2 separate regions of the Mus musculus genome follow, and region 1 is linked to region 2. Evidence: chromatin loops called from intact Hi-C (ENCODE). Cell type or tissue: left cerebral cortex. All regions are shown on one strand. Links, peaks and the distances in the headings refer to the core of each region. The heading gives the core; the rest is flanking DNA.

The links. Hi-C counts contacts between places; a loop is a spot of excess contacts. Peaks named below come from ENCODE experiments on the same cell type or tissue, not always from the same donor. Only the 100,000 strongest peaks of a DNase experiment are listed, where the experiment ranks them.
Region 1: a loop joins it to region 2, with 2.9 times the contacts of the local background. A loop is called at or near these places in 9 of 42 quality-filtered maps.

The regions. Positions count from the first base shown.
Region 1 is chr13:51,908,750-51,924,773 of GRCm38, forward strand. No RefSeq gene overlaps it. Among named protein-coding and RNA genes, the nearest start is that of Gadd45g, 70 kb to the left of the region's middle. RefSeq lists an enhancer at 11,164-13,383. In left cerebral cortex, for the core only: no CTCF peak of the experiment used is centred there; no DNase peak of the experiment used is centred there.
Region 2 is chr13:51,836,617-51,852,640 of GRCm38, forward strand. Gadd45g (growth arrest and DNA-damage-inducible 45 gamma) reads left to right here and starts at 10,059. Exons shown (of 4, transcript NM_011817.2): 1 at 10,059-10,216; 2 at 10,736-10,837; 3 at 10,940-11,153; 4 at 11,253-11,859. The coding sequence starts at 10,164. The coding sequence ends at 11,363. In left cerebral cortex, for the core only: CTCF peaks have their summits at 8,236, 9,042 (motif pointing right), 10,045, 11,438 and 1 weaker place; DNase peaks (open chromatin) are centred at 6,350, 8,235, 8,693, 9,091 and 7 more places; H3K4me3 peaks cover 3,804 bases; H3K27ac peaks cover 2,981 bases.

The sequences.
Region 1 (16,024 bases), core at 4,273-12,272, 72 kb after region 2:
TCCTGTGGTGTGAAAGCAGGTGGAAGTTTCTTCTTCTCCTTCCCCTGCCAAACCACCCTCCCGACCCCCACCTCACTACACTGAGTCATTTTTTATTTTGTTTTAAACTGACTCCTTCCATACTTGCTTGAGATTGTGATACTTGGCTGGAGGAGTCCGTTCTTGTCTGTGCTGATGTGCTGGAGCCTTGTGCTGGTCTGCCACAGTAGGTGCTTGTATTTCAAGCTAAGTGATGTAGAAGGGAGATACCAAGCCAGGCCTATGTGTGTGACAGGCAGAGTCCCACCTACCTCTGCATGCTGTCTGCTCAAGTCCCAGTTCTGGAATCAGGTAGAAATGATGAGTCATGGGTGGATGCTGAGGTCAGAGGCTTGGGGAATAGGGGTGGGGGGGGGGAGGGTTTCCTGGTCCAGCCCTGGGGATAAGTCAGGTGAGCAAGCCCACAGGAAAGCCTGCGAGTGACCTAGAATCCAGACAAAGCCAGAGAGTGCTCACTCACTCTTCACATCCGCTTGGACTGTGATTCACAAAGCTCACTCATGCGCTATAGCTAATGTCTATCTTAAGTCTGTTTCCCAATGCCATCACAAAATACCCAAAGCTGGATGTCTGTGAAGACTAGAGGTCTGCTTGCCTGAAGCTCTGGAGGTGAGGTGTCAGGAACGTGGTTCTGGCATCTGGTGAAGCCGTCCAGCTGCTCATGAAGCAGAACATGGGCCAAGTTCAAGTCCCTCTCCCCTTCTGATCATGTGTGCGATCTCTAAGGATCTATTCTCATCAACATGGCCACCTAACAATGTCTGAAGAGCCTCCAACAAGTGTGAGGACTTCCCAGTGTATTGAGTTTTGACAAGGAGACCCCAGCATCTAACATCCATGTCTACATACTATCTGTCCATTTATCCATCCAGTCTGTCCATTCATCCACATCCACACATCTACCCATCCACCCTCCCACCCAACCATCTATCCACTCATCCTTCCCATCTATTCACCCCTCCATCCAACTACCCATCTACACACCACCAGTCCTAACTTTAATCCCAACCCTAATCCTATTTGGACATGCCTGGGGTTGATGCTGCAGCCTAAGGGAAGATTGCCTGTTCAGGGGTGGGCAAAGGGGATTCAGAGGGTCTATAGGTGGCCCATCTCAGTGGCTTAGTCTTGTCTAATGTCAAGTCTCAGGAGCTATGATGGAATGTAAGTGGCTACTGAGTTTCCGGGGAAGTTGCTGAAGCCCTGGTTCAACCTACTGGGGGGCTGGATTCTCCCCTTAGTGGTGGCCCTCAGAGAGGTAGTGGTTCATAAAAACCCAATAGGGGGCTGGTGAGATGGCTCAGCAGGTAAGAGCACCCGACTGCTCTTCCAAAGGTCCGGAGTTCAAATCCCAGCAACCACATGGTGGCTCACAACCATCCATAATGAGATCTGACTCCCTCTTCTGGAGTGTCTGAAGACAGCTACAGTGTACTTACATATAATAAATAATAAATAAATCTTTAAAAAAAGCTATTGAAAAAAAACCCAATAGGAATTTGTCAGGGAGGTTTTAAAAAATGGAAATAATGCCCCAGGGTCTGCTGGCCTTCTGTGCGCAGGGCTAAAGGGATTTGGGATTTTCCTAGGGAGAGTGTCACATGATCATATGGCTCGGTGGGTCTCTTATCAGCCATCAGCCAATTACTTGGATGAAGGGTCTGCATTGGAAGGCAGCCCTGTCCCCACCTTTGATCTAGAGACATCGTGCATTTCTCATGAGGCTACAATAAACAATACTTTTCCTAGGCAGGCAGCTATGATGCCCGTCAAGGCGTGCTCTAGGCTTTGTATTGTTTTTAGCTTCCACACACTTTCACATACACAAAAATATATGTAGCACTGGTGAGAGCCCCACGAACTGCTGAGACAATGCCTGATGCCAGTTGTTGTATCTTCTGAAAGTATACCTAATGTCAATGTTTAAGGAGTTGGCATATCCTATGAGAATTGTACCTAGATGTTTGCTATTCAAAAAGATGTCATTATAAATGGTAAACACATCCAACTACTCACATATCTACCAGTTCATCATCACCCATCCATCCATCCATCCATCCATCCATCATCCATCCATCCATCCATCATACACCATCCATCCATCATACACCATCCATCCATCCATCCATCCATCCATCCATCCATCCATCCATCCATCCATCCATCCATCATCCATCCATTGGTATTGTCTGTACATCCACCTAGTGTCATCAACACCTGCCCATTCATCTGTCACCATTAACGGTCCATCTGTCACTCATCTATATACTGTTTATATGTATGTAATAGTAGTATCCAAGAATTTCATTTAAGGATAAACATGAGTGTTAAAATGATTGATTATCAAAAGGGATTGTTCAGTCCAACTTTCTTCACATACAAATTGCTGGTGGCATGAGGTCTACAGCTTAGCCTTCTGCCACTGAGCCAATAGGACCCTGCATCAGGTAACCCATGCGTGTGTCACTTGGGCCTGTCTGCAGGTGCTCTCTACCTGAACCCAGGTGGGAGAGCCCTAGCCCTGTGGCTCACCATCTGGGGTATGCACGTAAGGTTTATTACTGCATCGACAGAGGTGCTGGTCTCGGCTGATGTACCTGCTCCCATCAAAGCCTTGTACCCAGAGAGTTCCCGGAGGCAGTAGAATATTTGCTTTCGGGACTCTTTAGCACTGTTGGGAAATGTGTGTTGACATTGGTGATAAGGTAGCAGGCCGGGAAGCTGGAGGGAAGAATGGGCTCTCCTGAGCAGGGCGGAAGATCTGTGGTCTCCAGGTTCTTGTGTCCTTGGCTTGTTGTCGCAGTGCAATGGGGGAGGAAACGGAGAATCCCCAGAGTCCCTCCTGACTTGGGGAGGGGGGGGCAGGGAGGGATCCTTCGAGTACAAGCAGGTGTCAGCCCTCAGCTGTGAACCTGAGTAGCAGAAGGGCAAGCTTCCAAGTCACCCCTTTTCCAAGTTCAAAGAACCTCTACACTTCCTTGAACTGCCCTCCTCCACCCTGTTCTCGGGCTCACAGAGGAGCCGCGCCCCTACCCGCTTAGCTGTCAGCTTTCCGTGAGGTGGCCTTGGGGTTTGGGATCTCTCTTTGAGGGGCGAGGGCTTTGATGTGCGGCTGCTCTTAAGCAATCTTTTAACTTCAGTTTCCACACCATAGGGGTGTGCTGAGCAGGGTTTCTTTGTTGACTCTGAAATTACCTTTGAGAGTGATTCTGGAAAAGGAGAGTCAAAGCCATCTGGGAGAAAATCCTGGAACTTCCCCTTGGCTGGGTAGCATGAGTTCTGGTGGGATTGGAGACCGGTGCTGGAGCTACCAGATTTTTGGTCCTACTATGTTCAGGTTGTCTGTATTGGGGCAATGGCTGCTATGGAGTTCTGTGGAGAGGTTTCCAGAGCTCGCCTCTAAGAGAGAGGGGTACGTGTATACATGAGCGTGTGTGTACCTATGTTGTACACATGTCCCCTGTCTCATCAGGGACAGGAAGGAGACAGACAAGCCCCCAGAAGTTCCTTTTGGAGGCAGTCAGTTTGAGGGAGTTATAAGATTTGGGCCCAGAAGGAAGAGCATTCAGCACATTGTCTAGAAGCTTAGAGTTGAAGTCCCGCCTGATTCTGTTTGACTTAATTTGTCTCTTCAGTACTCTGTGGTCACTCCCCCTCCCCACCCCCCTGCCCCAGGGTGAACAGATCACCTAGTGGTGGATTCTGGGTAATGGGCCACCGTGGGTCCCAGGCTTCCGTGGGAATGTAAGCACCCACTGTCTGTGCATGCTAGCTATGGGTGAAACCCTTCACCTGTAACCCTGGAGCCAGATGGGATTTGAGCCTGCGGCTGTTTTGGGCAGTGTGTGGATCACATGCTCCACCCAACCCCACTGTGTGTGGGTAGCAGCCGGCAGGCAAAGGTATTAATGTTTTATAGCAAAACTAAGTCAGGCAGAGAATGCCTCACGTGCATTCAGGTTGAACCCTGCCTCTAAACCTGTTATGAAACAGTGTCTTGTTCCCAGGGCTTTCTGGATTTGGAATGACTGGCTAGGAACTACAGAACTGCAAGATAAACAAGCCCATTTGACATATTAGACTGGAGAATCAGGCTTGGAGCTTTGCTGGCCTACCATTTGAATGTGTGCACTGGTGGCTATGGGCATGTGAGTGTGCTTGTGGAAGTGTAAGTATATGCATGTGTGTAACAAGTGTGTGCACGTGACTATGCATGCAGTTGGATATGATGAGTGTGTGAGTTTGTGCACATATATATACATGGATCTCGATATGTGTGTGCGTACACTACACTCATTTGTGCGAGCCCAAGACAGAAGGGTGGACTGATTTTCTAGACCATAGGTTCAACACAAGGCCAAGGACTGAGCCAGCCACTCTCTGGCCCTGGGAATGCACCCTGCTGCTCTCCACTTGGCTTTTAAGCAGATGGGCTCTGTGTTCTGGAATAGCAACTAGGTTGCAAGCAATGAGGTGAAGGTCTGTGCTTTCATCCTGTAGGTTGTCAGCATTCTTCTCTGTCTCCCAGTTTCTCCTGGCTCTGATTGCTCAGTAATGAACACAAAGAAGTCAAGAGAGAGAAGGGCTTGGGAGCTGGGAGGGTCCTCTGGTGAGGAAGAGGTAGAGATGGGTTACCATTCAACATCGTAAAGCAGAATGCTGATAATCTGGAGCCCCAGAAGGGAGCTGCCTCCTAGAAGAAGGTGAGAGGGAGTTTAGTCTTCAGAACAGGGCCCAGGGAGACAAAGAGCCTACAGAGAGAGTGTGTGTTCTGACATCAGGGCCTCTGGGAGCCCCCTGACCCTTCTTTCTGGGTCTGTGTGGGGAGCGGTAGGAAGTCCATGACCCACACTGGGAGAGCTAAAGATTTGAGCTGCTTAAGACTCCGATAGATCTGAGATCTGAGGCTGAGTATCCTGTCTGTCCAGAGAACAGGAAGGGCCAAGGGTTAGCTTTAAGTGAGTTTAAACAATAATAAAACTGTGGTATTGTATATGAACCAAGATTGGTGCTTAGTGCATGCCTCAACTTCCCCATGTGGACTAGGCTGCAGTGGTGCTGGGAATTAGTGTCAGCTAGGAGATGTAGAAATGTCTATGGATCTTACCGAAAACTTCTTTTAGGCTTGGGAAGAAACGCACAAGATTGCGGCCATAGCCGGAGACACTCCTTAGAGAGTGAAGGGAACACACTCAATGCACTGTGCTCACAGAAGAGGACCTACAATTTCAAATCTCCCTCTCCCTGTCTCTGTCTGTCTGTCTGTCCGTCTGTCTGTCTGTCTGTCTGTCTGGTGCACACTTGCCACAGCAGGCATGTGGAGGTCAGACGACGAGTTCAGGTGTTGGGCTTTGCTTCCTGTCCTCCTTGTTCCTGGAAGTCTCTTGTTGCTCTCGGCTACATACCAGGTAAGCTGGCCTGTGGTCATCCCAGGACACTTCTCTCCTTGCCTCTTGCCTTGGAACATCAGGATTGCAGACATGTGCTATGGCTTCAAATGTGTTCTGGGGATGTGAGCTCACGTCTTCACTTTCACACGGCAAGTGCTTTATACATTGAGCTACCTCCCCAGCCAATGTTGTGCTTTATTAAAAAGAAGAAAAAGAAGGAGGAGGAGGAGGAGCAGGAGGAGGAGAAGGAGAAGGAGAAGGAGAAGGAGAAGGAGAAGGAGAAGGAGAAGGAGAAGGAGAAGGAGAAGGAGAAGGAGAAGGAGAAGGAGAAGGAGAAGGAGAAGAAGAAGAAGAAGAAGAAGAAGAAGAAGAAGAAGAAGAAGAAGAAGAAGAAGAAGAAGAAGAAGAAGAAGAAGAAGAGAGCCAAGAGATGTTTGATAGAGTTGGGTATGATGTGGTGGGAGGGATGCCTCTATGGGCCCATGCTGAAGCATCTCTTCCCCCTGAGGTACTAGTCATACGATGGGTATAGTGTAGAATAGAGTTTATTTAGGGCATGGGAAGGGGAGCTAAGAAGGGAATGGAGGCAGGGAGAGAGAGAGAGAAAGAGAGAGAGAGAGAGAGAGAGAGAGAGAGAGAGAGAGAGAGAGAGAGAGAGAGAAAATGTGTGTGTGTGTGTGTGTGTATGAGAGAGAGAGAGAGAGAGAGAGAGGGAGAGAGAGAGAGAGAGAGAGAGAGAGAGAGAGAGAGAGAGAGAGAGAGAGAGAGAGAGAGAAGAGGCCAGCCAGGAACACGGAGAGAGAAAGAGAGCAGGGCAGAGGAAAGGGAAAGAGGGAGAAAGGGGTCAGAGAGAGAAGAGGTAAAGAAAGTAAGAGAGTAAGAGGGAGAGGAGGGGGCAAACAGCCCCTTTTATAGGAAGACAGGCCTATCAGGCTGTTGCCAGTTAGCTGTCGGGTGGATTGTAGAAGTAACGCCAACACTAATATCCATAATCTATATGTTCATGTGAGACAGCCTTAACAAATGAAGATACCCAGGTTAGCAGCTTCAACACTACCCAGAAACCCGGATAGTTTCACTGTATCCATCCTCCTTCTGGAACTGGCTTCCATGGCCTGAATTCTGTGATTTTGTCACATTGCCTAAAGTCTTATGGTGTGTTAGTTACTAAAGTAACTGATAATTTTTTCTGGTTTTGCACTTTGTGTGTGTATGCGTGCACACGGGTGTGTGTGTGTGTGTGTGTGTGTGTGTGTGTGTTGGCACCAGTGCTTTATGACTGAGCTATAAGCCTAGCCTGGTGATTATAAATAAATTCACACTGCATAAATTCTGTGGCTCCCCCTCCCCCCATTTTTATTCCTCTGCTTTTGAGACATGCTTGGTGGGACATATACCTAGAACCAATCATTTTACACTGCTGTCTTGCAGGAAGTACTAGTTAAAATCAGCCCTTTGCTACTGCAAATAGACAATGCTCACCTGAATATCCCTTCAAGATGCTGATCTCCAAAGCCTGATGCTGCAGTTTAAATCTTGCTCTGACCCAAAGGGCCTTTAGGGACATCATTTGTAAAGCATAGATCATTGTAATGTGTGCATCAGAGGTCTGTAAGGAGGACCAGGAAAGTGGTTTCAGGTAAAATGTTTAAGTGGTAACTGTCCTGGGAAAGTGACAATTGGGGTGGTGACCAAGATGGTGGTGATGGTGACATAATAGCTGTAACATAATGATGGCGTTGGTGAAGGTAATGATGGTGGTGGTGGTGCTGTGTGGGTCTGCATCCCACGGCCTCTGGGGAGGCAAAACGTGGGGAGCTTGACTGAGCTTATCATATGCTGCCACCGGGCAGGTATTGGGCTTCAGGGAAGCACAGAGACACCACTCTGGGGGTGGGAAAGCACAGTCTTAGACGTGAGAAAGCAGAAGCTGGAATTCCCTGGCTTCTGGGCCTTCAGTCATTGCTGGAGAACTGCACAGAGAAGTCGGGAACAAAGTGTCAGGGGTCCATGAAGGAGACTTGCACACTGGATCTCCTTGCTGGGTCACTCTCTGGCTTGCTCATAGACTCGCACTTAGCTAGATTTCTTACACAGCTCAGGATCACTTGCCTAGGAATGGTACTGCTCATGGTGGACTGATCCTCCTACAGCAATTAGCAATTAAGGCAATCCCTTACAGACACACCCTCAGGCCAAGCTGATCTAGGCAATTCCTCAACTGAGGCTCTCCTGTGACTCTAGGTTTTGTAGAGTTGATAATTCACGCTAACTAGGAGAGCAATCTGAGGGACCTGTACCCATTCTGCAGCACTGATGGTTGCACAATTGGCTAAATTAAGTCTGAATGTTCACAGAAGGGTCTTCTTTAAGTACTGATTTTCAAGCACAGAGAAGGTGGGAGGCTGTGAGGCAATCATGCACAGGAGGGGAAGGGAGGGACAACCTCTAAGTGGGTTGGGGTCCGCTCCCCCACCCCCACCCCCAGACACAGGTGTGGCTGATGGGGATCCTGCAGACTTGTTCACTCGCCAACTGAAGCACTCCCGTTTGGAAAAGTAGCAGATTCTGCTGGGACCATCTGGTGGCAGGAGGCTCCAAAACCACAATGGAGATTGCCAGGCAGGAGGAGAGCAAGATAGGACTTGTCTAGCCTCTTGCTTTGGCTGCTTTGTCACCCACAAGCCAGCGCTGCCTTTTCCCATTGCGGGAGGGAGTGGTGAGCTTTCGTGGAGCGTGACCTGTAGGAGGAACAGCCTTGGCCACCTCTCCATAAACGCCGCTGCTGGGGGCCACGCAGCAGCAAAGGCATCTCCTGCAGTGGACCTAATTGAAGACTGCCAGAGAGGCCATTGATTGCGGACCCAGACAATGCCAGCCAATCAGGAACTGCTGTTTAGAAGCGATGCCTTCTTAGGACCAATGGGGTGGAGGTTCAGAGGAGCTTGCTGCTGGCGTTTCTCACCTGCTTCCAGAGTCTGTGTTGTTGATTCCATGCCACCTTACCTCCAACCCCCAAGGGCAGGTAGGGTCTGCAGGCAGCGAGTCGAGTCGTCCAGGGCAAAGGCAGCAGTGACCAAAGCTGATGACAGTGCTCCGTGAACATCAAAGGGTGGAAGTACCTGGGACTGTGTGCCTCAACTCCCTGTGCGCTCCCCTGAGTGGGTACATTAGCCGGAGTGCAAACCCTCAGTGTTCACACCCCCAGGTGCACCGCCCCACTGTGCAGCCCACGCCTGTGTGCAACCCCCTTCAGCCAGCCTCCCCAAAGGCGTGGATGCAAGTTTATCATCCGTGTCCATTCCGAACTGGTTTTTTGTTTTTGTTTTTTTTTTTGCCGAGAACGGGCTACCTGGGCAGAAGCAAGGAGGGAACCTAACTGCGGGGCTTATGCCCCTTCAGGGCGCCCACCTCCTGTCCCAGTAGCCTCTGAGCTCAGTTGGGGAGGGTTTGTAGGTCACCTGGGTACTCCTGAGCACACGGTCAGGAACACATGGGTCTTCGGTCCTGTCAAGGCCCTAGGAAGTTCATTGCCTGGAGAACCTTAGGGGACAGGGCTGAAGTGCTGGGAAGGAACACCAGGCCTTCAGCTCTTGCCTCCCCCACTGGAGGTGCTGGGTAGCTCGAATTCTGCCTGGCAACCAGGCCACCCTCCATCTGCTGTCTGGGTAATGAACCAGCCCCGCGGCTGGCACAGGCCGACTCCCATTCTTCTCTTCTAGGATTACCCTTTCAGACCCCATTGTTCTTTGCTAATGGCCTTAAAACAGGCCTGCCTGCTACCTTCCCCAGCCTGCTGCTGCTGCTGGAGGAGAGCCGCCACATCTCTTCAAACTTGAAGGGTGAGGGAGGGCACAGGCTAGGGGTGGGGGTGGGTTCAAGAGGACAGGAATACAGGCCTCAGGATGCTCAGGCCTCCTGCCTTCAGCTGTGACCACTAGCCAGGCCTCAAGTGTCACAATATTGTACCGGGTGTCCCTCGTTTAGTGCCCTAGCTGTGTTGCCACGTGGTGTATCTTACGTCCCTTTCTGAGACCTATCTCTATGCAATGCACAGCTCTTTCCATGCCTGGACAGATGGCCGAGGTGCCAGAGGTGGTTTGAAGGCTACAGGTTGGCTATGGGCCATCACACATGCATTCACTGTGACTATACGGTCACCATCCCCAGCGGCAGCAGAGAGGACAGTGCCAAACGGGCACTTTTCACCCTTTTCTGGGGTTGAGGATCAAATCTAGCAGGGCAGGAATTCATGTACACCACTCTACCTGCCCTGCCCCCACCTTCACATGACATCCCCCTGTTGCAGCAGCAGAATGCATGGCTGGTAAGAATGAGATTTATTTCTTCCGGGTTGAATTGGAGGATTCAGCCAAGAAGTGCAGTCACCAGCAATATGTGATCACAGGGTAGTAGGTTCATTTCTTTTTGCTCACTAAAGAAATGGAGGAAGAACACAGCGATTATCTATCTAAAATGAACAAAAAAACGAAGGGATCTAGATTCCCATGAAGCTGTCCCTGAGCTAAGCTTCTCTGGGTCACCCTGGCTTGTTTAGGTTGCTGGACAGCTGAGCTCTGGCCTCCGCAGGGTCCTGACTGCTGCAGTACAGTCTGCTGGCAGTGGGTCTCCAGGGTTTGCGCCTGCCTGCTCCCCTTTTTTTTGGGGGGGGGGCACAGCATGTGTCCCAGACTGGCTGCGGCTTTGTTGTCTGGGCCACAGCTTTCTTCAGCTTTGCAGATCTTCAAAGCAATGACATGCCGTGTCAGATCTGCCCAAAGTCCAGGCACGTGGCAGGCGCCCAGCATGCAAATTAATCGGACGCTCTGCCTGTGGCCTGGGGCACCAGCCCCACACCCTTTGGAGGCCCAGCAGGTGCTCCACCGGGCAGGTGTGGGCCTCACCATATGCTCTGCTGAGCATCTGAGCATCGGGTTTCCTCCAGAATCTTTCAATTGCTCGCCAGGTGAGATAAAGTGAGTAGAAAGAAGCCCTGTATCAACCTGTGGTTGCACGAATCACCTCTGGGCAATGACAGCCCTGAGCCCCAGCAATGACAGGCAGAAGAGAGGGACAGATGTCGAGGCGGGGCCTCAGTGCAGCCTGCCTCTCAGGAAGACTGGAGAGGTGTATTGAAAAGAGACTGAGGACGTCGCGGCTCAGTGGGCCCAGTGCTTGCCTATCATTTACAAAGCCCTGGGTTCTCTCACCAGCACCACATAAACTGGATGTGGTGGTGCGTCCCTTAATCCCAAGATGTTTGGTGGAGGCAGAAAGATAAGTTCAAGGTCATTTTAGACTACATAACGAGTTTGGGGGGCAGCCGGGACTACATGCAAACACTGTCACAAAGTCTTTTGTATTTAGGAGACTGGAGTTGAATGACCCAGATGCTTCCGAATGCACAATGGAACCCAGATGTAGGACGGGAAGTCTCAGCAGGGGAGCCTGACTTAGCTGCTCATCAGAGCCGCCCTGGGAACCTTAAGATTCTGCACGTGCTGGTTGTTTTAGGAATAGTTAAATCAATAGTTAAATCCTATACGGTAGCCCTGAGCCACCCCAGGGCATGAACATTTATTGCAGTCAAAACTACAGTTTGCCATGCCACTCTGGCTGTATTGCTGAGCCCGGTGGCTGCGCTGATCCCTGTAGACAGCGAACCAACCTTCCAGCACTCTTGCAAGACGACCCAGAGCAGTTTGCTGGGCAGCCTCCCTGGCCAGGGATTCCCAGGTTGAAGGTGTCTTGGCCATGAAAAGGTGACTTACCACTCTGGGTGAGCCTCTTGCTACACAGTGTAACACTGGTCTCCCAAATCTTTGTGCCCCAGGATTGTTGGGGTGCAGGTGGGAGGACTAGGGTGGGGGAAGTATTATAATCAAGTTCTCCCAGCCTGGCAGGTACACTCAGCCCCATCATGCCTCAGCCTCCTTTCTCCCAAGCTAGGCTAACCTTGACCCTGACCTGCCTAATGTGTGTTTCTAGGGCATTCCCTTGAGTTCTGGTTATTCACGCCCTGCGGAACTCTTAGATGTCTCCAGACTTTCTGCAGGCTCCTAGGAAGCCTTCCATTCCTCCAGCAATCCTGTCGCCTTCACACCCCAGTGTCTCAGGCTCCAGGAACCCCAGGTGGGCACACACTGGTGCCCAGAGCCAGTGTGGGGTCTCTTCGGCTCATATGGAACTCACCCTGTAATTTATCCAATGAACACTGTGGTAGCATGTGCCACATGCCAGGGATCTTTGAAGCGGAGAGATTGCTTCTGAAGTGAGCACGAATGTAAACCGAGAAGGGTGCGGTGACGTTCATGATTGGGCACACACAAAACCTGACTTTTAGGAGGGGCACGCACTGTGGCTGTAGGGCGCCATTTCATAGCATGTGCTTCCAGCTGTTGATGGAGGAGGAAGAACGAGAAGAAGGAGAAGGAGAAGGAGAAGAAGGGGCGGGGGAAGGGAAGCTTCTGTCCTGACAGCTTGAACTTCTTTTCATTGTTCCAGGAGTCAGCAGCAGGCCCAGCCAACAGCTGTGCACTGCGTATATCAGTAACAGCTGCCTTCTCCTGGGGTGAAATTAAAAGATTAGGGGGTGTGGGGCACGTGCTGGCCCCAGGAGCCCAAACAATGCTTGATTTAGGGTGAAACTCGTCTGGGAGGCTGACAAAGGAGAAGGCTCTGAGTTGGCTAGGGGTCAGGATGGGGGTGGGGGGCTGGCTTTGACAGAGACAAAAGGAGGGGAGCGGGAGGGGCGAGGTTGGGGGAGACAGGGCCCAGTGAAAAGAGGCCTGGAGCAGCTGCTCCTGCTCCAGAAATTTGAGACGGGTCTTTTCACAAACACAAACCCTGGAGAAGAATGGGGAGGCAGGCTTAGCTGAAATGGCCCCTTTTAGAAATGAAAAGGAGATTGAGAGCCCTGTCCGTTTTCCAAGTTTTCACCTAAGAGGGTGGAACATGATTAGTGCAGAAAGAGTGTGCGGAGGAGCAGATGGGCGAGCCACCCCGGAGCTGGGCTCTGTGTTTACATAACAATCATGGCCACACTGGGGTGCAGGAGCCAAGCTCCACTGCCACACTCCGCAGAGGTGGTGGTTGCCCCTGACTTCCAAGTGGGCAGTTCAAGCATGGCCCCAGTGTGGCTATTAACTGATGCCCTGGGCTAAAGCAAATAGATTTCATGACCTTGAAGAAACCAGGTGCCTGCCAGCAGGAGGCAGCCAGCTTTGGAGCATCCTGTAGTTTCACCTGGACAGAGCACTCTGTCTGAATGGCCGAGCATGTCAGACTCTCCTCCCTCCTTCCTCCCCCCACCCCACAATGGCTGAGCATGTCAGACTCCCCCCCCCCCCTGGCCACTGTGGAGAGCTGAGATTAACCTGTTGGAGAGACAGCCCTGGCTAGACCCCATTGGAGTCTGAGGTCAAGGGTCATTGGAGTCTGAAGCAGAGGTGCCTGGCAGCGGAAGCTTGGGTTTGCACGTGCCCCGAGCTTTGCCTCTGAGAGCATCCTTGTCCAAAGGCATGGGCTGGCACTGACCTTTAGAACAGAGATGCCAAACTCACTTAGCCTGTGCTCCCCAAGATGCCAAGATCCTGGAAGACAGAGGGGCTAGGGAATGCACTAGATAGATAGAGGCAACCTAATGGCTCTGCTCACAATATCCCTGCTCCTTTGACGGTGAAATCTGAGCAAGACACGAAGGTTGGAGGTGGTGGGCACTGTGTCAGCATCCAGGTCTCTATGGCTGTGGGTGTCTCAATAAATACTTGCAAGAACTTAAGAGAAAGGGTATAACCTGTGGGCCTCTAATTGCTTCTCAGCTCAGGTGGAGGGGGGGGGGCGGGGAGAGACATACCTCACTATGTGGCCATCTCCCGCCCATGATCACTCAAGGATCCTCTCACATACCCAAGTCCACCTCTATATAAAATGATATCTGCGTGTCTCTGTGCATAGCTTTCCATATATTTTATTTTAATCAATTAATTAGATAATTGATTTTTCTGTGGTGCTGGGGTAGGAACTCAGGGCCCTGTACATGCTAGGCAAGGGTTCTACTACTTACTGGTGCTCTTATCCTTGCCCACAGATGAAATCATCCCTGGTTAATGCTTGGTACCCAGCTCAGTGCAAACACTATGGAAATTAGTGTACAGAATTGATTGGGCATAATGCCAAACAGAGATTGTACACGTTCAGTACAGTGTGCCCCACCCCACATTTTAAGAGATTATCTTGTTTCATTTAATTATATGTGTGTGTGTGTGTGTGTGTGTGTGTGTGTGTGTGTGTTTGGGAATGTATGTGCAGGTACTTCTAGAAGCTAGAAGACTAGAAGACAGGATCAGATCCCCTGGAGTTAGTGTTATAGGTGATTGTGAGCCATCGAATGTGGGTATTGGAAGCTGAACTCAGTCCTCAGCAAGTGCTTTTAACGGCTAAGCCATCTCTCCAGCCTCTGCCCTTCCTTCTGTTTTAAATGTGAGACTGGGGAAGAGGAAGAGAGAGAAGGCCAAAGGGGTGAGGTGTTAACACTTGAGAAATCTGGGTGAAGGGCAGACAGTAATTCTCTGTGCTGTTCTTGCAATCTTTTTCTAAGACTGAAACAGTCTTAAACACACACACACACACACACACACACACACACACACACACAAACAGGTAAGAGCCACCCAGATGCATGGCATGTGAGTGGCCATTCTGGACCCTCTGAGTGACATCATGGATCCTGCAGGCCTAGGTAGCTCTGCCAGCCCGATGGTCTCACCAGTTCCCAGTTCACCTGTCATGAGAACCTGGACCTAAGCTGTGTCCCTAAAGAGGACTGTGTGTGTGTGGGAAGCAGTCATGCTTTTGGGGCACCCAGATGGGCGTCTTTGTGGAAATCCCCGAGTGTTACAGTTTCCACAGTTCAAGGGGACCAGAGTCCACAGCTGACCTTGTGGTAGGCTATATGTTTGGGTATTGCTTCTGACAATAACCAGAGTGGTGTGTGTGTGTGTGTGTGTGCACGCGCGCGTGCGTGTAGGCCTCCCCTAGTGCCATTTCTTAGGAGGCACCGACATTGTTTTTGAGCTAATGTATCTTACTAGCCTGCCAAATAGGATAGGTCAATTGGTCAGTGAGCCCCAGGAGTCACCTGTCTGCCTTCTCCAGTGCTGGCCTCACAGATGCATGTCCATTTAATATGAGTTCTAGGGGTCAAATTAAGGTCCTTGTGCTTGCATGGCAAACACTTTCCCAACCGAGCTATCGGCCTAGGCCCTCTGAATCAATCTTACATGATTGCAGAAAGCAGCTGCCTGTCTCCAGGGTCTCCTACTTTACTTCTACCTCTATGTCATTTTGCCACTTGGGTTTAAGGTATGTACAGGTCCCACCAAAACACTTATATCTGAATCCCTGGTGATGGGTGTCCGGGGAAAGGCCCTGGACATCACCACTATGTACTCCTTTGGAGTTTGAATGTGCTCTGTTGCTTAGAAGGGCTACCTGGGAGTTTGTACTCAGGGATCTTTTTATGTTTTTAAGAGGGGTGTGAGCTTGGCTCTCTGCTAAGCTCCTTGAGGCCAGGCTGCCTTGAGGACCAGAGTCAGGTGTAATTCTGGACGCATAGACCTGTCTTCAGGACACCATGTGGCCACCCTGAGGTCGGAAGTCTGGAATTAGTTTCAGGTCTAAGCTTTGTAGCTGAAAAAGGCAGAGGAATGCAGGCAAGCTCTGCTGCCTGCATCCAGAGAGTGGTTGTATGAAGACATTGGCATCGGATGTCACAGGTAAGATGCCTGTGTCTTCTTACAGCAAGGATTGTGATGTCATAGAGCGTCATCTTCATTTCTTCAAGACTGGTGCTCTGCAGGGGGCCAGAAGGCAGCAACTGTTTCCCCCTGGCCTGACTATGAGATGCTTCTCCTTGGATTGGTCCCATTGCAACTTTTCCCTTTCCTTAGGATTTTAGAGGGATGCCTGTGCCATTGGCTTGCTGTGCAGGTTGTCGTGGGCTTCATAAAACTTACCACCATCTGTGTGGTTTTCTCCAAGGTCAAATGTAGGAGGCTGGCCTGCAGAACAGAGTGTGGGTGGAGCTGGCTTGGTGATGCCTGGACCTTTCAGTGGTTTAAGTGCACAAGCCTGGCTCTGTGCAAAGTGGCAGGGAAACCAGGGCAAACAGGGTAAGCCACAGCCACTGCTCTGCAGCAAGTCACTTAGAAATGAGCATCTGTGCCACACTAGCTCTGCCTCTGCGAGGGGAGCAGCCAGTCTGTCTCTGGTATGTTAATGAGTGGAAGTTTGCTCTCTATACCTGAGTGTGGTGGAGACCTGCTGTGAGAAACCCCTGTGTGCTGTGTGCATGCAGTTGTTCCTTTTGGCTTTTGTGTCTGTGAAGAGGTACTGTGGACACCAGGATACCTGGAGAAAGAAGCCTGTCCTTTCTGTTTAACAGCATGTCCTGCTGGCCCGCCCCACTTGACTATAGAGGGTAAAATGTAGGTGCTTGAGAGAAGGGGCATGCAGCAGAAAGTCTGGGTCTCTCTACGTAGCCCCAGATGTTCTGGAACTCACTAGAGAGACCAGACTGGCCTTGAACTCCTAAA
Region 2 (16,024 bases), core at 4,504-12,503:
ACAGTGGGAACTACCCACCCAGTGTGTGCTTTGTGTTTGAGATGTTGCTTGGTCTCACCCTTCATTGTCTGGTGGTCTGTGGTACAGTCTAGGTCCTGAGACCATTGTTATTCACATGAGACACAAGGAATGTTGTATACTGGTGGAGACCTGTGCAGAGTTCAGGTATTAATTCAGGCTGGAGATGTAGCCCAGGCCAGCTTCCCCCCTGCCCCCCAATCTAAGCAAACTCCAACCCTGCTATTACCATGGAATAGAGAGCGTAGGCACACCGAAGGGCTCTACAGCAGTCTGCCCTCTCATGTCTACTTGAATTCAGAGGTAGCCATGGCCTTAACAAATCTCATAGTTTCCCACATCTTCCACTACCCAATGGTGATGTTCTTTGAGTGGCCTCAAATCCTAAACCTGTTCCATACCAACATGGATCCTCACACTGAGCCTGCTGTCTGTGATTCCTGGTACCCAGTCAGTCCTGCTGGGTCTCACCCCCAGCCACAGTCCTTTTTCTTATGTCTGCCTCCTTTTCACATTCCTCCCGAAGAGGTTTCTGTTGCAAGATGTTTGAGTACGGGCGTCACATGCCACAATGTGTAAGGAGAGGTCAGAAACCAACCGTGGGTGGCCATCCTTGCCGTCTACTTTGGCAGGGTTCCTTGTTTGTCTCTGTGTTCATCAGGCTAGCTGGCTTGCCATTTCCAGGGGTCCCCTTCTTTCCATCTCCTGTCTCACCGTGTGTGGGTTCTGGGGATCCAAACTCAGCTCCTTACACTTGTGTGGCTGGAGCTCACACACAGAGCAGCCTCCCCAGCCGGCTCAGGGTGACATTCTCGTGCCTGTGTGCCATCACAATCTCTCCCCTCACATCCTGCCTGGTCTCCTGACCTCTCCTGTAGCTTCCTCTCCCCCACAGAGTCTTCCTTCTCCTCTAGCCCTTTTGAAAACATTTTTTTAAACGAGTTTACAAAGTATCCGGTTTTCTTACAACATCCTCAAATGTCATCTGTGTTTGTCTCTTCTCACCCTTCTCCCTCACCCCTTCTCCCTCACCCCTTCTCCCTCACCTCAGATAACAAAAGCGTGGTATGTTTCCATGATGGAATTTTATTCAGCCACAAAGAAAAAAATGTGCAAGAAAGGGGTTGGGTCTGGAAACTATTATGTTATAATATAGGTAATCCACACTCAGAAAGACAGAAGTCAGAGGTCCTCTTTCGTGTGCAGATCATTTAACATTTATATATGTGAGCCAGTGTGGGTAGAGGTCATAAAACTAGGATGGGGAGTATGGCAGGGGCTTGGTGTGGGCACCAGAACACATCGCCAGGGAAGTGAAAGGTGGCCACTTTAACCCTTATAGTCTTCATCGGTGACACAGCCATTGTGACAGATGGGGAGGCAAGCTAACCTTGTCTCACTGTTGTGGGGAATCCAGCAGAAAAGACTACTTGAACATGAGTTCGAGCCAGTAGAGCATCTTTATTAGGACGCTAGCGACAACACTGGGTGTTTGGGACCACAGTGCAGTCCTGAGCCTTTCCCAGGGTGGGCTTTTAGCACAAAAACAACATCCTGGGTTGACACATCCCAGTTAGTAAGGATAGGTGGCCAGAAGCTGAATTATTGGAGCCAAAGAGCAAGGTTAGAACATTTAGGGACTTCCCTGGAACTGTGGACTTTGATGGATTGGGGGTCTGTTCTCGTGCTGGCAGGTGTTTGCTGACCATGAGCTGGGTTCCAAGGCCTGACTGGTTCTTCCATTATATTGTCAGTTGTACTGTCTTGGGGCAAGGGGTGGCCCACAGGAGAGGTCAGGAGACCAGGCAGGATGTGAGGGGAGAGATTGTGATGGCACACAGGTATGAGAATGTCACCCTGAGCCGGCTGGGGAGGCTGCTCAGTGTGTGAGCTCCGGCCACACAAGTGTAAGGAGCTGAGTTTGGATCCCCAGAACCCACACACGGTGAGACAGGAGATGGAAAGAAGGGGACCCCTGGAAATGGCAAGCCAGCTAGCCTGATGAACTCAGAGACAAACAAGAAATCCTGCCAAAGTAGACAGCAAGGATGGCCACCCAAGGTTGTTTTTGACCTTCACTTATGCACTATAGCATGTGACACCCGTATTTACACACATTGGCAGCATTTTGTCGAGGCTCCACCCCACAGTTACCTGACAACAGCCAGGTGTGCCTGACTCATTGTAAATGGGGCTGCTTGCTCCCTCCTCTCTTGCTCTCTCCTCTTGCTTCTGCTCCCCCCTCCCCATTCTCCTCCCCCTCTCTCTCCACGTGCTCATGGCTGGCCTCTATTCCTCTACTCTCTCTGCCTTTCTTTCTCTACTACCCTTCTCAACTCCCTTCTCCATGTCCTGAATAAACTCTATACTATACTGTCCTGTGGCTGGTCCCTCACGGGGAAGGGATGTCTCAGACTGGGCCATAGAGGCACCCCCCCCCCATCTGACTGCACCTCCACCTCTCCTTATTTTTGTAAAACACACCACATATAGCACGTACACCTAAAACTAAAAAAGAAAACATTATGACAACACCAATCATCCTGTACACCCCATGTGAATGAATGTTTCAAAAGCGTAGATGTTGATCCTGCAGGGTAGGGAGGGCTGAGGTCCTTCTGCCTCTCTGCCAAGCTCCAAAGGGAAACTGAGGTTGCTAAGTTCTGGGCTGCAGTAACCCCAGAGGCCCATGGGCATACCTTAGTGGGAAGAATCCTTTGTAGCTAAATAACTCTGGGTAGCTCTTAGCACCGTGAGTGAAGGAAGAGGAAGAGGGGATACAAAGAAGGAAGTGTCTATGGGGAAGATGGACCCACAGAGGAGAGGTCAGAAGACAAGGCAGGATGGGGAGGGGTGAGGCTGGTGGGGCAGGGATTCATCAACCTATGAGCTCCATATCTATCTATCTATGGACATGCTGTTCCAGCTGACCAGGCTGTTCATGGAAGGTTCTCCTTCCAGAATCTTATCTCTGCCAACAAGACACTGAACTTAATGGCACACAGTCGTGCCTGGCTTTTGGTATGAATGCTCTGGATTTGAACTTAGGTCCTTCACGGCAAGAGCTTTTTCCCACTGAGCCATCTCCCTACCTTCTTAGGGTCACTAGTTGCAGCAGAAATGGGAAACCAGCGGATCCCATTGGCCACTGAGAGTCAGAGGCTGCACACGGGAAATTTCAGAGGGACTTACACTCTATGGGTGTAATACTCATGTTGACCACAAGAGATCACCCTGCAACCACATCCTGGGCAGGCACCCTAGGTTTGAGGCAATGAAGGAGCCGATATTTTCAAAAATTTCAGGTACGTGATGATCTTGTCCTTGGTAAACTAAACAGTTTGTTCTAAACCTAAAGGATCGTTGTAAATTCTATGTGGGGGATTCCATCTCTTCTGTATGAATAATGAGAAGAAACACAGCCAAGAGGAAGCGATATTCAGAACAAGACTTGTTAACCTTCTGGCTGGGCTACCACTATGGAGTTGATTAACCTCTCTGTGCCATTTTCTTCACCTATGGGGTGACCTCTCAGGGTCACCATGAGATTTAAGTGGTGCTTACAACAGCACCTGGCACACAGCAAACCCCACGGGAGGAAAAAAAAAAGCTTGATAAATAAAATAGCCATAGTGATAATACTAATTTGCTCAAAAGTTATTAAATTTTTGTGTCAAATGAATAAAATCCAATAATGAAGGGGCACTCACAAGTCCCAAAACATGTTGAATATATTTAAGTCCTGCAGTGTTGGTATCCTCCCGTGTATTATGCAGACAGCAGGAACAGAGATTTTGTTCATTTGAGACATGGTGTCTGTCTAGATCCAGCCACATAGCCAAGGAGGACCTTGAACGTCTGCCTCTGCCTCCCAAATCCTGGATTACAGGTACCACCTTGCCAGGCTTTCAGAGAGGGCTCATTCCTGTCTAGAAAGTAGGTATTTTCATTAAAAGCAAGTGAATGGAAATTTGGCCCTTTACCCTTGGCTGTGATGTGTGCAATATTTTGCATGAAGTCCTGTTGGGCTTTATTTTGACTGCAAACTATATGTCAGGGTCCTGGCTCATTTTATATGACAGACGTCTCTCAGCCAGGGTGCACACAGCCATGCCAAATGGCCATTACTCAGTATAGGAAGCAGGGGTCCCACTCCTCAGTGTCTACCCCTGAAACCAACCCCACAGAAGGCTGGCTTCTTGATCTGCCTCCATTTGGTCTGTAATCTCCAGGCAGTGGGGTTGACATCTGGCCCCGAGGTTATCAGACTGGAGTTTACATTTGTATCACAGGGAATCAAGCTGTGGGGTGCTCAACTGCAGCGCAGCCAAAGAAAATGAGCAGTGGTGAAACATTTCACCACTTAGAGACTCGGCTACTGTGGCAGCCACAGGTACTCAAGACTTTGCAAAATCAGAGTCGCACGGTTGCTTTCCTAGGGTGCATGAGGTGGTATCAGGCTGTGGAATGCTCTGGAAGCACTGTTGTAGTTACTCCGTGCCCCAAGGTTCCCCCAGCACCTCTTATGGCTTGTGTGCATCAGCCTGCCAGGCACATCTTTAAATGCTTTTTCTTGGGGAGAGCTTCATCATAAAAGTGGACTTAGTAGGTCCACAAATGAGAGCACTCACTTCCGATCAGGCACTGGACTGAGTGGACTTAGTAGGTCAATCTACGTGAGCACTTACTTTCAATCGGGCACTGGACGGGGGGTGGGGGTGGGGTGTAGCTCAGTGGCAGAGAGCTTGCCTACCACATGCCTGTCCGTTAACTCACAGCCGAGAACATAATCAATACAAAAATAAACCTAACCCCAAACTCCCAAACCAGGCGCTCTGTTTTCACCCTAGGTCAGAGTGAATAAGCACTGAACCCCCAGCGCTGGGTCTTGGTTTGTCTGTGGGTGTGCATGCTTGTGAGTGTGTGTACGTGTGTGCTCATGCTTATGCATGTGTTTTGCATGTGGAAGCAGAGATCAGCCTTAGGTGTCACTCCTCAGAAGCCATGCACCTTGCTTTTTTGAGACAGAGTCTTTCACTGGTTTGGAACTCACTAATTAAGCTAGGCTTGCTTGCCAGCCAGGTCCTCTCCTCCGCCCCCCCCAACCCCTAGTGCTGGGATTAAGAGCAGCGGCCATCATTTGCGCTTTTTCTACAAGGCTTCCAGGGACTGAACTTGCAGTTTTGCTGGCTTTGCCCCGCCAGCACGGTGGGAGGGCTCCCATGTTTTCCTTAGCTTATCTTTCAGAGCAGAAGGCAAGCGTGTGGCTTGGGTTTGCTGCGGCTCTGTCACTATTCGGAACCCCATGTGTGTGTCTGCACACCTTCCACTCCCAGAGCAGACCCATAACCAGAATTCAAATGCCCACGGGGCTGCTAGGGCTGATTAGGCGCCCGCAGGCCTGCTGGGAAGCTTAGGTGTGACTAAGATGACAGGAAGATGGCCTTCACCAGTTCTCTCCCATCCCTCCCCAGCAAGTCAGACCTGACTGTAAGTTGTGAGTGGTGGATGTGGACCGTGTAACAAACTCATTTCTCGGTTGCATGGGATCCCCGGAGCCATTTTAGAGGACTTCCCCAGAAGTGGAGCTTTTCTGAGTGAAGGCTGACCGTCTTCTTCTACCTCTGACTTCCAGACTTGTTGCAGCCTTCAGCCGCGGGGCACATTCTGTCTCTTTGCCCCTGTCTCTCCTTCTCACCCTCTCTCCTGCGTCCTGCAGCTGCTCCAGTTTTTTCCCCCTGCAGCTGAGCCAGCCTTCTTTCCTGATCTCTAATTGAAAAAGAATGGCTCGCTCTTCCTCCTCCCCACTTCCCTCCTCCCCACCTCCCTCCTCCCTGCAGCTGCCAGGCTTTCCCTGCTTGCCACTCAAAGTTGTTTTTTTTTTCCTCTTAAAATCTAATTAAGTACCAACCAGAGCCCCCACCCACTCTCCTCAAGAAAAGAGAAAAAGAAAGAAAAGTAGCAGAAGAAACTCCCTTGGGAGTGAACAAAGGACAAAGATGGTTCGTGCATGTAGGGCAAAGTTCAGTCCCTAGGTGAGGAGCTTGAGGCTCAGAAGGTTCTGGCACAGGGTCTGACCAGGAAGAGGGAACACCTGTGACTTGGGGAGGGGGTGTTTCCACTAGGGTGCACACATTTGTGTTCCGGTGTAGGGCTGCACTGCAGCTGACTGTTGCTCCAAATCCTTCCTTACTGTCGAAAGGGAAAGTAGGAATGCAGGAATGATTTGCATCCCTCCGGGGGCAGCCAAGGCTCTGCCATCGCTTCTGTCTCCCCCATGCCCTGCAAGTGCACAGCCAAGAATAATCTCGCCTTCCAGAAAGCTCTCACCACGGATGTCCGGCTTGCTGCGAAAAGCCTTCCCTTTTTGTTTCCTGTTTCCTGTCTCGGCTGTCCAGTGAAATGCCCCCCCTGTAGATCAGTATTTCACCCCGGCAAGGCTCTGAGGACAGGGCAGGGGTGGAAAGGGCTGGTGGAGCCTTTAAATGCCGGCACGCTGCCTCTGCTGAGGTTTAGGTCTTGCATAAAGATTTTTATTTCTTCTTTAACAAAATTCACCGTCATCATGGGCCACAGACCCATCATTAGCAGGTCTGGGGCGGGGGAAGGGACGTTCTTCTGGAAACATCCAAAGACTTGCCTTGTCTTGAAAAGCATTGATAAGGCTAACTAACCAAGAGAAGGCAAGAGTCCACATTTTCCTTTTTTTCATTGAAAAAGTGTCAATGAATTTGGCTTTTCCTAAGACAGCCCAGGGAACTCCACCTGCATGGGGCTGGGCTCCTCAGCCTGCTTTGGTCTTGCAGCCTTGGTCTAGCTGTCCCAGGGGCTGGCTTAGGGGGCTCGAGGCATATGCCTGCTGTTTAAGATCATTCTCTGTGCACACTCCAAATGCAGGGTGGAGGGAATGCTTCACAGAGATTATTGCCCTGGGGACCGACTCCATCTTCCTTCAAATGATGCAAGCTTTCCTCAGGACCCCCTCCTAGCAGACAAAGTCATGGAGAAGTTCACCGAGAGAATTTGCTGGGATTGGGGACTGTCTCTCCGGTTGGCCCAGGCTAGCCTTTAGACATAAGAGTCCTCCTTGCTCAGCCTTCCAAGTAGCTGGGATTCTAGGTTTTATGCATTTCTTTTAATTCGATTTTGAGGTAGGGCCCAAGGTATACCCAGCTAGTGCTAGTGTTGAGTTCAAGGATATCCTTGGATTCCAAGTGTGCACTACTTACTATGCATGGTTTATAAAGCCGGTCTTGATGCACACTCTGTATGCATCCGTTCTACCTACCGAGCTATATCCCCACCTCTAAAGGGTTTCAAAAGTGAAGTATATGTGAAACTTCCGCTTTAGTAGACTCACTGTCCCCTGTATTATTAAGGTTTAGGGATGTAGTAAGAGTGTAGCCACCGGATAATATGGGGTTTAGCAATACTGCCTGTGACGTTGGGCCCGGCCCTAACCTTTCTTTCCTAATTGAGATGGGGACTTTGGGACCACTAGGACTTAGCTAGGTAAAGTTGTGTGAGGCCCTAAGCTTAAGGCAGAGAGGAGGGTTTCCTGTAATGGAATACTTTGAAAATGCCAGCAGAGTAGACTAGCTTCGGGGTCTGTCAATCATCCCTTCTGACCCAGACTGGCTGAGGGCGAGGTCTGGAAATGCTAGTACTTAAGCCTGCGCTAACCTGTACAGACCTTCCTGTGGGGGACAGGCCGGAGGATGGGGTGCGCGGGGGGGTGTCATTTCCTGCAACTTGGTAAGTGAGCACTTTTCTAGCTATAAGTGGAAGTAGCGGGTGTGCGCCAAGACATCAAATGGATTATTATTTCCGACGTTTCCTTGGGATCTGAAACCAATGGGAATTAAGAAGTAATAAAACTGGCCGGGCAGTGGTGGCACACGACTTTTATCCCAGCACTTGGGAGGCAGAGGCAGAGGCAGAGGCAGAGGCAGAGGCAGAGGCAGAGGCAGAGGCAGAGGCAGAGGCAGAGGCAGAGGCAGAGGCAGAGGCAGAGGCAGAGGCAGAGGCAGAGGCAGGTGAATTTTTGAGTTCGAGGCCAGCCTGGTCTACAGAGTGAGTTCCAGGACAGCCAGGATGAGAAACCCTGTTTCCATCACTTAAAACGTATTTTAGTAGGAAGGGGTGTTAAGAATCTGAGAGACCTTGCAGAGGAACCACAGGGCCGACACCTGCAGTTCTCAATGCAGCCTCTGGGAGGCGCAAAACGCCGGCCCCTCGCCTAGCCTTTGGCGTTGGCAAACAAGCAGCTTCCCCTTGCAGCAAAAACGTCCTTTAAGGAGTTCAAAAATTAACACTGAATGATCTATATTCACCACCCACCTGGAGAACGCTCCAGTAGAAAGGAGAAAATCCACTCTCTCTCTCTCTCTCTCTCTCTCTCTCTCTCTCTCTCTCTCTTCTCTCTCTCTCTCTCTCTCTCTCTCTCTCTCTCTCTGTGTCTGTGTGTGTGTGTGTCTGTGTGTGTGTGTGTGTGTGGGTGGGTGTGTGGGTGTGTGTGAGTTTTGCCTCAGTCTGGCAAGCTTCATGAACGCCCTTTGCCCTATCCAGTCTCCCAGGCTTCACTCAAGAATCTCCAGAAGTCCCCTAGCACACTTTTCTGTGTTAGCACAGAGAGACGCAGACGCCCACAGTGTCGTGTTCTGCGGGCGAGCAGTCTGGAAGCCTGATGTGCAGGTCCCACGGGACAAACGATAAGTTCAGAAAGCTCTCAAGATCACTTCTAATTTTATTACGTTATCAGAAAAGAACCTCTTGAAGAAACATTTTTAAGTAGTTGAAATATTTCAAATTCTCATAAGACAAACGGATTCTTGGTCCTGGGTGGCAGGCTCCTTTCGGTCTCCAGGCCCGGGCGCCCGGTGCAGGCGTTACCCTGATTCTAAATGATGCGCATAATAGCACAGGGTTCTCGGTGCTTGGGGTGTCCCAGCTCAAACCCCCCTGAGAGGTCAACGCGAGGCAATATTTGGTGGGTGGATGAGAGGATCTGGATTTTTCTAGGTCGGCCGGTAGGCGGCGCCCTGGGAAAAACAATGTGGAACAGCCGAGTTCCCGGAGTCTGAACCCCGGAACCTCTGGGGTTTGGGGCACAGTAGCCTTGGTGTACAGCTCACTCTCGAGCTTAGCACGCGTGCATCAGAATCCCAGCAGTCAGAATAAGCCTAAGAGGTGCGCACCCAGTGGCGGGGGAGCGGCACGCTGCTCCGACCCCCACGCGCCGGGCAACCCCGCGACCCCGGCTCCCGACGGGGCTCGGCCCACCCCACCGGCGGCAGGTGGACAGTGTTGCTATGAAAGAGAAAGCGTCGATTGTCCCCACCGCGAACTGCCACACGCCAGACCTCCTCTTTTGTGTGCCCCGTATAGAAATGCAAACGAGCCGCGTGTGCCGGCAGCAATCTGCTGGTCCCTGCTGCCCGCGTCCCACAGCGATCTGCTAGGGGTAGGGGTGGGGGATGGGAGGGCTTAGACCTTGCAGCCGCGACCCCGAAAGGCGCAGAGTCCTGAGTCCCTAGTGGCAGCCTAGGCCTAATGTCAGCTGCAGTTGCAAACCTTTGACTTTAAGTTTCGGTTTCGATGTAACAACCCTATAAACTTCAAACTGAAAATTGAGGAAAAATTAGAAAGGTCGCAAAAAAAAAAAAAAAAAAAAGAGCAAAAAAAAAAAAAAAAAGAGGGGGCTTTTACATTCTCCAAGTGTGCATTCTACAAATTCCAGTATCGTATCAGCAAACAACGTACTTTTTTTTTAAACTTTTTCCTTTTAAGGACTTACAAAAAAAGAAAGGCGAGATGAAATCTGCAGGCTCCAGTCTGCCTGGTAACACCCTGACAAAAGCGGCAGATTTGAGGCTGTGTCATCCCCCGCACCCCTCCCCACGTGGCCTTCTGGCACGAGCCGCAGGCCTGCCGCCTCATTTGCATCAGAAAGCGGGCGCTGGCCAATGGGAGTGCAGCCTCCCGCCAGCTGGCGGCGGCGCGCCGAGCCTGTCTATAAAAGGGCTCTCCCGGCCCAGCCTGGCGCACTCGCTGGTGGTGGGCGCGCATCGGACTCTGGGAATCTTTACCTGCGCTCGGGTTCCCTCCGCACTCTTTTGGATAACTTGCTGTTCGTGGATCGCACAATGACTCTGGAAGAAGTCCGTGGCCAGGATACAGTTCCGGAAAGCACAGCCAGGTGGGTTTTGGGGTGCCGAGAGTTGGCCTTGTCTGGTAGTGGTCTTACAGGGTCCTCTAGGATAGAAGTTTGCAGGGTGGGAGCCGTGCACTGTCTGGCTGTGAGGTGCCGAGGCGCGGGACCAGAATTACTGCATTCGATTCGTGTCTAGAGCTAGAGTTTGGGGTGCCAGCACCTGATCGTAGTTGGGGAGCCTGATATACGGGCGCCAGATCAGAAGTAGGGAACTGGGAGTGCAGGCGCCAGGTCGAGACTGGGTGATGGGGAATGAGGGCGCCAGATCATGACTAGGGTGCCAGAGGTGTGGGCGTCAGGTCGGGACTGGGGATCCGGGTGTGTGGGCGCCAGGTCGGGACTGGGGATCCTGGTGTGTGGGCGCCAGGTTGGAGTTGGGAGGCAGGAATGCTGGCGCCAGGCAGGTCTAGGCTAAGGGGCCAGCTGGGACTTGGAGGTCAGGGCAGGGATCTCTCCGTCGCGTCCCCGTGCTGGTCCCCACTCACGGCGCTTGTTCTTTCACAGGATGCAGGGCGCCGGGAAAGCACTGCACGAACTTCTGCTGTCGGCGCAGCGCCAGGGCTGTCTGACCGCTGGCGTCTACGAGTCCGCCAAAGTCCTGAATGTGTGAGTGTAGAAAGGCCCCGCGTGCAGGGATTGGGGTTGGCGCGGCGCGGAGACCTGGGGGTGGCATCGACTCTGACCTTGTCCTTCCCATCTGCTCTGCAGGGACCCTGACAATGTGACCTTTTGCGTGCTGGCTGCCGATGAAGAAGATGAGGGCGACATAGCGCTGCAGATCCATTTCACGTTGATTCAGGCGTTCTGCTGTGAGAACGACATTGATATCGTGCGCGTGGGAGACGTGCAGAGGCTGGCGGCGATCGTGGGCGCCGACGAAGAGGGGGGCGCGCCGGGAGACCTGCATTGCATCCTCATTTCGGTGAGTGTCCCCCACTGTTTCCCTACGCCAGTCCCCCAAACCATCCTGGCCAACGACAAGCATGGCTGACCCATGTATTTTTTTTTTTTTTAAATTCAGAATCCTAATGAGGACACATGGAAGGACCCTGCCTTGGAGAAGCTCAGTTTGTTCTGCGAGGAGAGCCGCAGCTTCAACGACTGGGTGCCCAGCATCACCCTTCCCGAGTGACAGCCTGGCAGGGACCTTGGTCTGATCGACTTGGTGACACTCTAGCGCGCTGCTGGCTCTGGAGTGGCCCTCCGAGGGCGCTCGAGTGCGCGTGGAGACTGGCAGGCGATGTTGCCTGGAGAGCGAGGAGCGCGGCCTCCCAAGAAGGGGGTCTGGCGGCAGCGGGGACACCTTGTTCCGAGCCCAGGACTCTGCCAGTGTCCGGAGAGGCTGCTAGCACAGGAAGGCCTAGGCGAGGACGTTGGCCCCAGGGCCGGGAAGAACCGACCAGCGAGGCAGGTGTGACTCAGCAAGCAGCCTTCCAGTGAAAGGAGGGGAAAGAAAGGCAGGCGACCGCCTGGACTTGGTACAGCGGCAGGAGCGGCCACTGCAGGAGCGAGCTGGACTTAGCCGACTGCACTGCTCTTTCAAAAAACGGATCCCGGGCAATGCTTTCATTTTCTAAAGGACGCTATCGTGGAAGCTTTGAATATCACAATAAACTTATTGAAACAAACTTAATGCCTTTTTATTGAGGGTAGGGGATTCTAATGGGGAGGGGGCGGCGGTAAAGGATGTTTCACGGCACCTGGGACCACCTTTCTGTTGGGGCAAGAAACTGCAGCCTCCTGGGGCTGGCGGTGGGGGAGGGGGTGCAGGCGAGTAGTAAACGGGAGAACTTGGGCCAGAGTACTGTTTGAGCCTTTCAGGAAGATTTCAAACTTGCAAGACAGGAGCATACTTGATAAGGCATCCGGGTGCAGGAGCTCCAGGCTTGCAATCCAATTCGATAACAGTGACTTCTGCCTCCAGTACCTCCCCTCCCCCGCTCCGCCCCCTCCCCCCACCTTTGCCTCGACAGCTGCTTATCTGAACAGCTTGCGGGAGGCCCTGTGCCTTCCAATACAATGAGCTTGCCTCTGCAGCTCTGCCCTTGGTGCGGTGGCTGGGGATGGGGGCGGGTTGCTCTAGCTTTCAGGAACTTTCTCCTTTTAATTGCTCTGACAAAGCTACGCTACTAAAGTATTAATATCAAATATGACACCAGCGAGTTGCGTTCTCAGTATGAATCATCATTTTGTCACAGCCGTGATGGAAGTTACAGTATCTTAGCAGAAGTTGGAAGGCACCGTCTATTATAAATAGGAGTGAGCCAGTCTGAGTGGGGTGGGCATCTGCTAGTTCCTATTCTCAGGGCTTCTGCCCACCACATCAGTGAGGGCTGCTGCTCTCCACAATTCCTTTTAAAGTCGGAGGACAAACTCACCAGAGCCAAGATTATCTTTTGAGAAGGATCTGGGGGGTGGGGGAAACGTCCCAGTGAGAGGACTTTTTCTGTAGCTTAGTGCTTCTGGCTTTCACTGCGCATTCCAGGCCGTGCTGACGGATGGGGGGGGGGGGGGGGGGAAGCCCACGTGGGGCTTTCTTGCTGTCAGCTCTGCTGCCGGGCAGAGCTGGAGCCTTCGGGGAAGGGCGGGGTGGGGTGCTGTTTTTCTAAGAAGGCCATTGGGCTGATTTACCAGCAACGCTTAGGGAGGCTGGTTTGCCGGTTGAATGCCACTTAAAAAAAAAAAAAAACAAAACAAAAACGCCACAGCACATTCTGGAAGCCTGTGCAGGGCAACAGGAAAAGTGCAGGAGCGCGTGGACGCTTCCTGTAAGGAAAGGGTGCCCTTTCTGCTCCACACCGACTCTGCTGAAAGAATGCAGCCACGGTGGTGCCCAAAGAGCAGCGCTGTTTCGCTTGGGCGTTAAATTTTTTAGGTGGAGGAGCCTTTCAGTGGGGAAGTAGACCAGCATGCTGATAAAAATGACCTCTTGCCATAGTGTTCAGGAGAACACTGCAGGCTGGCAGACCCTTGTAGGCACCCTTGACTTGGCAGTCGGTAGGAAACTCGGCTTTCTCTGATTGGTCCTTACTTCTGCGGCCACCTGTTAGAGTTTTAGGAGACAAGAATTATGAGGAGGGCGTGGGGGTGGGGAGTAGGAATCCAGGGTTTGACGTCTAGAGGCTGGGAAGGGATGGTTGTGGCCAGAATTTGTGCTGAATTCATATGTGTGTGTGTGTGCGTGCATGTTATTATTATCATTAACTAACCAAAAGGGCATAAAATAAATTAAAAGGTGTGCAGTTATTTAGGCAGAGTCCTGGTCTCAAACTCAGCATATAGTTATGGATAACCTCGAACCTCTGTTCCAGCTGCCTTCAGCTCCGAAGTGCTGGAACTACGAGTGTGGGCCACCACAGCCCATTCTGTGCAGGGTTGAGGATGAAACCCAGGCAACATACACAACACCACATCCCTGTACTTCAAAAGCATGGAGTTTGAAAACCTTGCATCCCATGCTTACAGTGACCATGGGTGAATATGCATGGGTAACCCTAGATACATGCTAAACATGACATACATGTCCAGGAGAGGAACGTGAGTGTTGAGCCCAATACTCTGCCTCTAGAAAGCACTGAATGAGTGGTGATGACTTAAAGGCTAATGGCAAAAGAAGGCAAACACAAGAGCCACAGAACAAATGGGTGAGCGGTCTGCAGGCTGATTCTGGAGAGGCACCTGTTTTCATGGGAGACCTTTTTTTTTTTTTTTTTAAACTTATAAAAGTTATAAATCCATTTGGAGGAAAGTTGCCCAATGCAAAAACTAACCAAGAGACATTGTAGCCCAGTGGGGACAGACCTGGGGTTTGCCTCTGGTTTACATCTTGCAGGTGCACAAGCACACATACACTGTATCTGCTTTTGTCACTTCCCTTTTCAGTGGGCAGTCTCTTGCGGACCCCTTGGAGTGAGTGACTTCAAAGGCTACATACAACTGGTTCATTCCAGTCTATGATCCAGCTGATGAGTCTTTGCCAAACAAGACAGACACCTGGAGCTGGGGGACATGTCCCAGTATGTAAAGTGTTGTAGACAAAGAATTCAAGCCCCACAACCCATGTTAACACACCTGAGCATGGTGCTATGGACTTATACCCCCAGCACTGAGTAGGCAGACACAAAAAGGAGGATCCCTGAGTCTGGTTGGCCAGCCAGCCTAACCTCTGATAAGATCCAGGTTAATAAAAGACCTGTCTCAAAAAAAGAAAAGGTGGCTGGAGCTGGAAAGATGGCTTAGTGGTTTACAATTACCTGTTGGGATTTGAAGTTCTCCTCTGCAGGATTCTAAATGCCCAGTGTCTAAAACAAACCTGTAGCACTGTTCCAGAGCAGTAAAAGTTAACCACGCTGGCCTTTTATTGTAAAAACCTGTCTTAACACTAGATGATTGCTGTAAAATTTGCCCTGGCACACTTCCCAAAGATGAGATGGATGCAGACCTGGTGACTGGGCTGTTGAGGTAGCAGAGCAGGCAGAGTGCTTGTCCCCAAGCCTGATTGGTGACCTGGTGACCTGGCTTTGATCCCCAGAACCCACAGGACAGGAGGAGAGAACAGACTTCTGCCTCCCCATGGGCACGCACACAGAGAAATAAATACATTAAAGAAAGATTGAGCTAATTAAAACTAAAACAGAACTGGGGGGTTCTGGGAGGGCCAGGCAGCCCTGTCTATGCAGAATGCAGAGCGTTGTCTACTCGGGGAGCCAGTGCCTCCTTCCAGGAAGATAAGAGGACCGAAGAATCTCTGCCATTTACTGTAATTCTAAAGGGCTGACTTCTGGAATTAAGCATTTCATTAAAGGATTCACCCCAGTGGGAAAAAGCAAAAATTAAATTTTCCAGATGAAGAACAAACCAAACAAGGCTGGTAAGACAACTCAGAGAATAGACTTTTTTTTTTTTAAATCTGTTTTTAAAGAAGATTTGGAGGGTTTACCATTGGTTCTCTAGGCTATCAGCTTCCTTGAAGTTTTCATTCTGGTATGTAGCTATTCTGACAAGATAGAAGATACTTTAAAGAGAGATTCTTGTAACATTAGACTGCTGAAACTCCAGGCCCTAAAGGATTAAAATTTCCACAAGAATTCCATGTTGGGGGAAGGGAAGGCCGAAACCCTAATGCCAGAGGAGGAACTTGCCTCCTGGGAAGAGATTCACACAGTTCTGATAACTTATCAGACCACCTAGAAGGACAGACTGCAGCCTAGAGATGGCTCAGTGATAGGTGTGACCTCACCCAGGTCAGTCCGGGCTTAGCCGTGCATAGCTTACCTCTTGTCTTTACAGGACCCCAAAGACAGGCAACGGGGATCACTGGGTCTCTATTTTCCCCTCTCTCTGATGTGGCCACATCTGCTTTTCATGACCACTTGTTGATTTACTTAGTGACCCCAAAGTAGGTGGCTGTTTGCTTGGGGCTGCTGGGGGAGGGGGGGGACAGGTTCTAACTCCACCTACTAGCTCCAGTCCCAGGTTGCTTTGAATGGTCCCAAGGGAACTGTCCTTCCACAGGCCCCACGGGTGCTTTATGATTGGGGACAGTGAAAACACGGTTTCCAATGGCAAGCCTTAGGTTGGGAGAGCAGCTGAGCTGGCTGCAGGGACAATGGGGACTGTGGGGTGCTGGCAACCAACCCTATCAGGGCTTTGGTTTCCGACTATAGCAATTTTACATTTGGCCTTTGGAACTTGCCCTGCTTTTAAGTTGAATTGAAGCCTTTATTTCTTCTAAGGCTTGCCAAATTATTTCACCTTTCTAGGTAAAAATAAATAAATAAGCAAATAAATAAA